Regions from separate parts of the Homo sapiens genome. Here regions 1 and 2 are each linked to region 3. A link is a contact called in ENCODE Hi-C or POLR2A ChIA-PET data. All regions are on one chromosome and are shown on one strand. The core of a region is the stretch at or near the end of the contact, and the rest is flanking DNA. Distances in the headings are between cores, read along the strand shown. Region 1 holds the start of THTPA (thiamine triphosphatase). Region 2 holds the start of PRMT5-AS1 (PRMT5 antisense RNA 1). Region 3 holds the start of HOMEZ (homeobox and leucine zipper encoding).

Region 1 (2,700 bases), core at 135-2,634, 270 kb after region 3:
CTCCAGATAACCATAGTCCTCAGAGGGAGTAAGAAGGAATCATCTCTATTAATATTTTGTCTCCCAAAGCATTCAAAGGGCCAACCCCCATGTTTTCCTGAATTTTATTTTTTTGGGGACAGATGGAGTCTCGTTCTGTCGCCCAGGCTGGAGTGCAGTGGCGCCATCTCAGCTCACTGCAACCTCTGCCTCCCAGGTTCAAGCAATTCTCATGCCTCAGCCTCTGGAGTAGCTGGGAACACAAGCACGCGCCACCATGCCCGGCTCATTTTTGCATTTTTAGTAGAGACGGCGGGCCGGGGGGGTTTCTCCATGTTGGCCAGGCTGGTCTCGAACTCCTGACCTCAGGTGATTCACCTGCCTCGGCTTCCCAAAGTGCTGGGATTGCAGGTGTGAGCAACCGCACCGGCCTTTCTGTATTCTAAATGAACATAAGTAGTTCTACACCTGACAAAAACTGCTTAGGGACCGCTGGAAACTCTGACAAACTCCTCAGTCTAGCACTCAAGGCTTTTCCCTCAACTGCATTTCTAGCCTCGTCTTCTCCTTACGTACCACCCAGGTGCTCTCCAGTTTCTGGGCCTTTGCTTAGGCTATTCCTGTCTCCATCTAGGTCTCCAACTGTTGAAATACCATCATATCTTTAGTTCCTGGCCAAAATACCACTTTATTCTCTGACAGAAAGTTTCTCACCCACTCTTACCCTCAACGTTCATGCCAGGAGGTATTAGATCCCCTCTAAAACTCCAGAGTAGCTAAACTGGACTTTATTACGCGCTGCCCCCGCCCCCTTCCCTCCCCCCACCCCAACCCCCCTCGCCACCATTGCCACTGGCCTGCGCTTAGCTGGCTGCTATAGCAGATATCTGTTGGACGGTGTGAATGGCTTGTATTCCAGGCCCATCTGCCTGCGTTGGGGGTGCGGCGGGGGGTGTTGGAGACGGGACTGGGGCTTGAGCTCCTTGCACCCGACTCTCCCCGCCGCCTTGTAGCCCCAGTTCAGCTTTAGGTAGAGTACCGCAGGCACCAAGTGCAGCTTTCCTGTCGCCATAGCGACGGGCGGGGCGAGATGGCAAAGTCTCCCTTTGGAACTACATCTCCCATCATGCATCCGCGCCTCGGGGTGCCTGGCTCAGCCTCAGGCATGAGACCTGTACCAGCCCCCGGGAGCCGTGCGGGGCCAACAATGAGGAGCAGAATGCAAGGGGCGGCCTCGCTCCCCTGGCCACCGCGGGGGTCGCGGCCTCCCATTACATAGCGCGTGTCTCGAGCCCTGGCCTGCTCTCGGCACCGCCACAACGGGCGTAATATGGCCGCTGGTGCCGGGACCTGCCGGGCGCGCGGAGGGTCGGGCCGAGGTCCGGGATCCGGAACTGCTCCCGGCATTCCTCGCGAGTGTATGGCGTGGGCTCCCTTCCCCCTCTGTGGGTCCCGCGAGGAGACTCTCGGGCTTTGAGGTGAGACCTGAAGTTCCGCTGGCCGGTAGTGTAGCAGGAAAGGGCAGGTCCTCCCGGGTCGTGAGCCAGTAGCCTCCTGGGGTGGCAAGGTGTAGAGAGGGGGGCGTTGAAAGGACACCCGCTACCCGGCCTGCTTTCTAGGGGTCTCTTTGGATTGAGGACATCAGCAGCAGTGGAAGGGATTTTACTGGAGACCTGTCACTGTCAGAGCCTTAAAATATCACCGACGGGGCCTTAATGTCACCGAGGTAGAGAGAAAAGGGCAGTAGCCCTAGAGACTATTGCGACACAGTGTGCCCCTCATAAGTTTTTCCAGGGAGGGGTTCTGTACTGAGTTGACGCCCCAGGAGCTGAGCACCAGGCTTTGCATCCTTGGGAACTCAGCAAACGTTTGTTCAGCCAATTGCAGGTAGCATGGCCCAGGGCTTGATTGAGGTGGAGCGAAAGTTCCTTCCAGGGCCTGGCACAGAGGAGCGGCTGCAGGAGTTGGGGGGCACCCTGGAGTACCGGGTCACCTTCCGAGACACCTACTATGACACCCCTGAGCTGAGCCTCATGCAGGCTGACCACTGGCTGCGACGACGAGAGGATAGTGGATGGGAGCTCAAATGTCCTGGAGCAGCAGGTGTCTTAGGACCCCACACGGAGTATAAGGAACTCACAGCGGAACCTACAATTGTGGCCCAACTCTGTAAGGTGCTGCGGGCTGACGGCCTGGGGGCTGGAGATGTGGCTGCTGTGCTGGGCCCACTGGGGCTGCAGGAAGTAGCTAGTTTTGTGACTAAGCGGAGTGCCTGGAAGCTGGTGCTCTTGGGAGCTGATGAAGAGGAGCCACAGCTCAGGGTGGACTTGGATACAGCCGACTTTGGCTACGCTGTGGGTGAGGTAGAGGCCCTGGTGCATGAGGAGGCTGAAGTACCAACTGCCCTAGAGAAGATCCACAGGCTCAGCAGCATGCTTGGTGAGGGAGACAGGCCCTTTTGTGCTTTTCCTGCTCCCCACTTTTCTCTTTTGGAGGCACCTGCTGGACCATGCAGTGGGGGAGGGCCTCCGGATTAAAAATTTTTTTTTTAATAGAGACAAGGTTTTGCCGTGTTGCCCAGGCTGGTCTGGAACTCCTGGACTCAAGCAATTTGCCTGCCTCGGCCTTCCAAAGTGCTGGGATTACAGGTGTGAGCCTCTGTGCCTGGCCTGGATTATTTTTGTAATGGGAATTGTTTTAGCAATTTTCTAAGTTTGCTTA
Region 2 (2,700 bases), core at 27-2,526, 370 kb before region 3:
AGGTCAGGAGTTCGAGGTCAGCCTGGCTAACATGGCAAAACCCCATCTCTATTAAAAATACAAAAATTAGCCGGGCGTTGTGGCAGGCGCCTGTAATCCCAGCTACTCGGGAGGCTGAGGCAGGGGAATCGCTAGAACCCGGGAGACAGGATGCAGTGAGCCGAGATCGCGCCACTCCACTCCAGCCTGGGTGACAAAGCGACACTCCGCCTTAAAAAAATAAAAAAAAAGAGGTCCTATAGGCAACCAACTGGCACAATCTCTGCGGGAGCCAGTGTCCCAGGGCTCAATCTTCATATGTGGCATCATAATACGCCTACTGGAATGAGTGCTTGAAAAAGTTAAATGGGAAAAGCCCATAAAGGTCAACATAGTGAACATGAATCTTCGACAGACTAGAGATTGAGGAAGAAAGCTCAATTCCCTTCTCTCTCTCTGAATGGTGGTGCGAGTGGCTGAAACTGATGATGCGTGTCCTCTCAGGCCGCGGAGGGTCGATGCTCCCTCTCCAGTGTGGGCGACCCTAAGTGTCACGGCTGCAGAGACCCGGAAAGAAAAATCACAGGATTCTAGAAACCGCATCTTTATCGGTGCAAGATACAGCCACGAGGGTGCCCAACTCTAAAATCGTGGCAGTGGGCTACATTTAAGTAGCTAACACTTCCAGGTCAAAACAAACAAAGGTTTTTTTAATGTTAAAAGTTCGCCTGAATCTCTTCGTGACGCCATTTTCTGCCCGTGACGTCAGGGGGGAGGCGCCGTGCAGCAACGTCACGCATTGGTGACGTCTGGTGGGGACCGGGTTTTGGGGTTTCTCACCAGTTCCGGGTCCCCGCAGGGGGGTCCCGGTTCTCTCCGTTCCTTTGAGTATGTTGTGGGGAGTGGAGCTCGGATAGTTCCTAGAGTCTAGGCAAGAAAAGCAGCACTGCAGGTACAGAGCCTCCTCTTCCCGCAAAATGGCGGCAGCTCTGCCGTCTTCCAGAACCTTCCCCAATCTGCGCATGCGCCAAGACTCCCCGGCTTTGGAAATAACCTCACTGGTTTCGCGGCAACCGTCCAAAGTACAGGTTCTCATTGGCTAAAGTCCTAAGTATGGGTGGAGCAAACTCAAATGCGTCTTAGCAACCACCGAGTTCCCATTGATTGGCTAACCTCAGAGACTCCAGAAAATGGAAGCGTCCTTTGGTAGCCGCCCATCACTCTCTCATTGGTTAAATGACTTGCGGAGGGCGGGGAAAACGGGACTGAAAACGGGAGTGAAGAAGCCACCAACCCCACTCCTGGTGCTCGCGTAGACTAGACCAGTGCGATGGGCGGAGCCAACGAGGAGGCACAATTTACATCCTTGGCCGTCCCTACTCGGATTTGCTGAAGGAGTCACGTCGGTCGTTAAGGTTAAGCTTTGTAGAGAACAGCGGCGTTTGTTTAACGTCCGGGGATGCTGAACTCGAAATCCCCGTTCTGAGCCGGCTACCTAAACAACCTTCCCGACCACCTCTCCTGACCTCGGTGCTTGGGACCAGGGAAAAGCAGATCTTGCCACAGACTTGTCTTGGCCCACACTCTGCCCTATCGTCATGGCCTGCTCCCACAGGTCATAACTTCCGTTCAAATCAGTACCCCCACATTTCCCACTGCAAGGGTAAATTTGAAAGTTTCTCAGGTGACTCCTTGGATGTAGCAGTACTGAGTCCTCTAACCGGAAAGAAGGAACTGATGTCCACCCTCACTTTCCAGGGGCCTCCAGGAGCCCCTAGACACTTCTGTGGTCTACTGTAGCTACCAAAAATGTAGCTGGTTATAACATGGGGAGAGCCAGAGTCGGAGGACCTGACTTCCAATTCTGACTTGGATACTAATATCACATCATTGTACCCATTTCAAACTCCCCCTCTGTAAAATGGAAAATTGGACTAGATGATCTCTTAGGACTTCAAACTGTAACCCTGTGGTTTTATTCAAAAAAAACAGGTAGCTTCTTGCTGGAGATTCCTGGATGGATTCCAGTCTTCCCAAGAGGTAACAAAGGAGAGGTAACCAGTTGCCCGTGCAGTAGCTCAAGAATACAGAAGAGAAACTGGCTTCACTCACTATTCCATCTTTTTCCAAGGTGGCAAACTCTATGCCTCCTCCCCAGAGAAAAGCCTAACTGTAGGTTCTAATGGACAAGAGCTCACTGTAGCTGGTCAGAAAGGCCTATATCCAGGACTACAATAGTCATTGCTCAGCTTCCTAAGTAGGGAATACAACTAGGCCCCTTTGGGTCTTGGATAGGCTAAGAGGACAGATCTGAACATGCCTGGGTCTAAGTGAGGTGTGGGAAAATAGTGGCAGGGGGCAGCATGGTCGTGCAGTAAAGGGCTATAACTTTATTTGTATTTCCTCTTACACAAAACCATCAAAACAAGAACAGAAAAAGGCTGAAAATCCGTTCAAACCCCATGTTCTCAGGGATATTCCAGGGAGTTCTTGAGGCTGAGTGCGTAGCTTCAAATCCAGCACTAATTCCTCACCCCCTGGCCTGAGGTCTTCATAGATTGGTGGCTTGAGCCCTGCAATTAATTATAATCCCTTGCCCACCTTGATGTAAGGCAGGAAAGCAGATTGAAATGCTCCTCTCTGATGGGCAAGGGGAATCACAGCCCATAGATGTACTGCACCTTCTGTACTACAGGAGCAGAACCTGAAGCTGCTTCCAAG
Region 3 (2,700 bases), core at 101-2,600:
AAAGTACTCTGCACTCAGAAGTGTCTAAATTCATACTTCACTTTAAATAAAGCAAAACGGGAAACCAAAGATGATGAAAGTGCCTGAGTGGCTCTCAGACTGCACACTAGAATTACCTGGGAAGCTTAAAAACCAGGCCACCCTCCTTCCCATTCAGGTTCAATAGTCTGTACTGGGGTCCAGGCATCCAAAGTTTTTAAAAGTTCTCAGGGTACAGCCAGGTTTGAGACTCCCTGTGTAGTTAATACTGGAAAGAGAATTGGGAACTCTGAACAGCAGTCTTAGACACAAAAACAGTCTCACCACTACATCAAAAGATTGGTGAAATGGATATACTTTTAATTATAATGTTTAAGATATGTATGCATTATCTTTAAAATTCCCAATCTGGCTTTTTCAATTACTACCAACTAACCGAATCATGTAATATAAAAGGGCTTCAAGTGTATGATGGGAAGGAGGTTCACATGACAAAAAAAAAAAAAATCTCCTGATAGGGGCCCACATTACCAAACAGGTCTCAGCTTGAGTCTTCTTTCAGTTTAGGAGTCTCAGAATAGGACGCAACACTAGGAACCCCAGAGGACTCAGGTTCTCAGTTTCCTGGTTGGTTCTCTTAGTATGGCTGGGTACGGGAGTCAGAGGGGCAGTTTCTTCTAAACCTTTCATTCCCAAAGGCCACTGATCCCCAGAAGCAAGGCCAGGTTCTGCACGTGTGTTGAGGTCGCCAGGAGGTAGCCGTGGGGGTTGGGGGTTTGTGTGGCGGGGGGGCCTGGGAAGGAAATGTTTCTCCTATCCTCCATTTCACAGGCAGTCCAGAAGGCTCCGAACTGGGTCAGGGAACAAAAAGTTATTGCACTTGGGACGATAAGCCCCATGAGGCAGGCGAATCTCAATCCTACTCTCGCCAAGGGCGCCCCAACCCAACCTTCTTGCCCTCCCCTACACAGACACTCACCCTCCCCTAGTTACAACAGGGGAGGGAACCGAAAAGTCCAGAGGAGAAAAAAGAGAGAACCGGGCCACTTCGAACCTAGAATTATCCCCCCACCAGCGCGGGGATGGGGCTCCAGAGGTGGGAGACCGTACACGAGCTGGGAGGGGAAGTCCAAGGGGCTGGGGATCACTCACCGCAGTCCAGCCCGGGCGGCGGCTCCCAGCCTCGCACCATGGGCCGGGGGGAAGTGGGGGAGAGGGCAGGGGGCCTCCGAGTGGGAGTGGGGTTGCTGCCCGGTGCGGCCGCTCCGAGCCCACCCCAGCGATGGCCGAAACCGGGACTGCCCCCCCCACCGTCCCCGGGAGCGCGCCGGTCTACCCAGCCCTGCTCGAGCAAGTTGGAGGCGGGGCGGATGGGTGGGGTGGGCGTCCAGAGGCGGTGCCAAGGTGGCCCGAGTCCTGATTGGTAGGCGCAGGCGGGCGGGCACGGGCGAAGCGCACTGGGCTGGCCATTGGCTGCGTGGGTCTCGGCTGAAGTCAGGTATTGGCTGCGTGGGCCTCAGCTGGGGTCATCTATTGGATGCGTGGGGCAGGGAAGATGTCCCCTGGGGCCAAGCTGCAGTGCATGGTACCTCCCCCTACCGTCGACCTATCGGCGCCGGACCTTTGGAATACACCGGACCAGGATCCTTCCGAAATTCCCCAAGGAGGGATACTGCACTTTGCTGAACTGTCTGGACCGCCAACAACTCCCAATTTGTTTCCTTCTGAAGGAAGCCCTCCAGGAAGACCTTTTCAGTGCCCCCTCCGGAGCCATACAAACGAGCTGCGCCTTTCCCAGCCGAGAGCCCAACCGCCACCAGCAGCGTCAGCTGTAACAAAGCGCCTAAAGCAACTGGGAACTTGTTCTCGAGAGGGATCAGATGTCTTGCCACCCGGAAAGACGAGGACCTTAGGAGCCTGCGGGCGACTTAGGCCGTTCCCCGGGTCAAACTGGCACCAGACAGATGTTCCCAAAGACGAAGTGCTGGAGCAGTCACCTCATTGGGACCTACCAGACCCTCAGGCTCCCCTCCCTGCCCTAGAAAAGAGGACGCGGAGCTCTCCATAGTATTTGTTTTTCGCTAGCTAGAAAGGGATGAAGACTGAGGTGGGAGAATGACTTGATTTCAAGAGTTCGAGGCCAGTCTGGGCAACATAGCGAGACCTTGTCTCAAAAAAATTTTTTTTAACTTACAAAAAGAAAGGGATGCCAATAAAATGGACTTCAACAAAGCAGTATCCCACACAGTATGAAGTTATGGGCCAAAATTTGTATTTTAGGATTCCCCATCTTCTGTGAGACAGAGTAACAAATGTAAGAAGACAGGCTTGCTCAATTCTGTTTGGCAACATAATTTCACAAAGCCTCTGACTCTGACGTCTCTGGAAAGATCCTTTGAAGACAAAACAGGATAGGGCACACAGTCCTCTATGTCTCTTGCCTGAGTCGCTATATTCCTTAAAAGATAAATGGGCTGGGCGCAGTGGCTCATAAACCTAATCCCAACGCTTTGGGAGGCCAAAGAGGGAGGACTGCTTGAGGCTAGGATCCAAGACCAGCAAGGGCAACATAGCGAGTCCCTGTCTCTACAGAAAAATTTAAAAATTAGCTGGACTTGGTGGCATGCACTTGTAACTACTCAGGAGGCTGAGGCAGGGGGATCATTTGAGCCCAGGAGTTGTAGGCTGTAGTGAGCTATGATTGCACCACTGCACTGCAGC

Evidence for each region. Hi-C counts contacts between places; a loop is a spot of excess contacts on that map. ChIA-PET counts read pairs that join two places held with the same protein, here RNA polymerase II (POLR2A). Pooled maps may share reads with other maps.
Region 1: a map of naive thymus-derived CD4-positive, alpha-beta T cell shows a loop between it and region 3 (7-fold over the local background). The contact joins the promoter of THTPA here to the promoter of HOMEZ in region 3. A Hi-C loop is called at or near these places in 2 of 168 maps with a recorded cell type or tissue (B cell and naive thymus-derived CD4-positive, alpha-beta T cell) and 13 of 50 pooled maps. POLR2A ChIA-PET finds 5 or more read pairs at or near these places in 6 of 52 experiments (Caco-2, HEK293, HepG2 and 3 more).
Region 2: a map of gastrocnemius medialis shows a loop between it and region 3 (2.6-fold over the local background). The contact joins the promoter of PRMT5-AS1 here to the promoter of HOMEZ in region 3. A Hi-C loop is called at or near these places in 3 of 168 maps with a recorded cell type or tissue (CD4-positive, alpha-beta T cell, CD8-positive, alpha-beta T cell and gastrocnemius medialis), 3 of 37 single-sample maps with no recorded cell type and 18 of 50 pooled maps. POLR2A ChIA-PET finds 5 or more read pairs at or near these places in 2 of 52 experiments (HepG2 and activated CD8-positive, alpha-beta T cell).

What each region holds. Positions count from the first base shown.
Region 1 is chr14:23,554,887-23,557,586 of GRCh38, forward strand. THTPA (thiamine triphosphatase) reads left to right here and starts at 1,385. Exons shown (of 2, transcript NM_024328.6): 1 at 1,385-2,418. The coding sequence starts at 1,872. It also overlaps a transcript of ZFHX2 not described here. RefSeq lists enhancers at 765-1,699, 1,258-1,517, 2,378-2,427.
Region 2 is chr14:22,918,180-22,920,879 of GRCh38, forward strand. It overlaps PRMT5-AS1 (PRMT5 antisense RNA 1), which reads left to right and starts at 1,277. Exons shown (of 2, transcript NR_120600.1): 1 at 1,277-2,700. It overlaps RBM23 (RNA binding motif protein 23), which reads right to left and starts at 970. Exons shown (of 14, transcript NM_001077351.2): 1 at 820-970. PRMT5 (protein arginine methyltransferase 5) reads right to left here. Exons shown (of 17, transcript NM_006109.5): 17 at 2,350-2,700. RefSeq lists enhancers at 275-444, 515-624, 715-784 and a silencer at 1,045-1,344.
Region 3 is chr14:23,284,782-23,287,481 of GRCh38, forward strand. It overlaps HOMEZ (homeobox and leucine zipper encoding), which reads right to left and starts at 1,351. Exons shown (of 2, transcript NM_020834.3): 1 at 1,132-1,351. The coding sequence starts at 1,171. RefSeq lists a silencer at 1,081-1,490 and an enhancer at 1,581-1,860.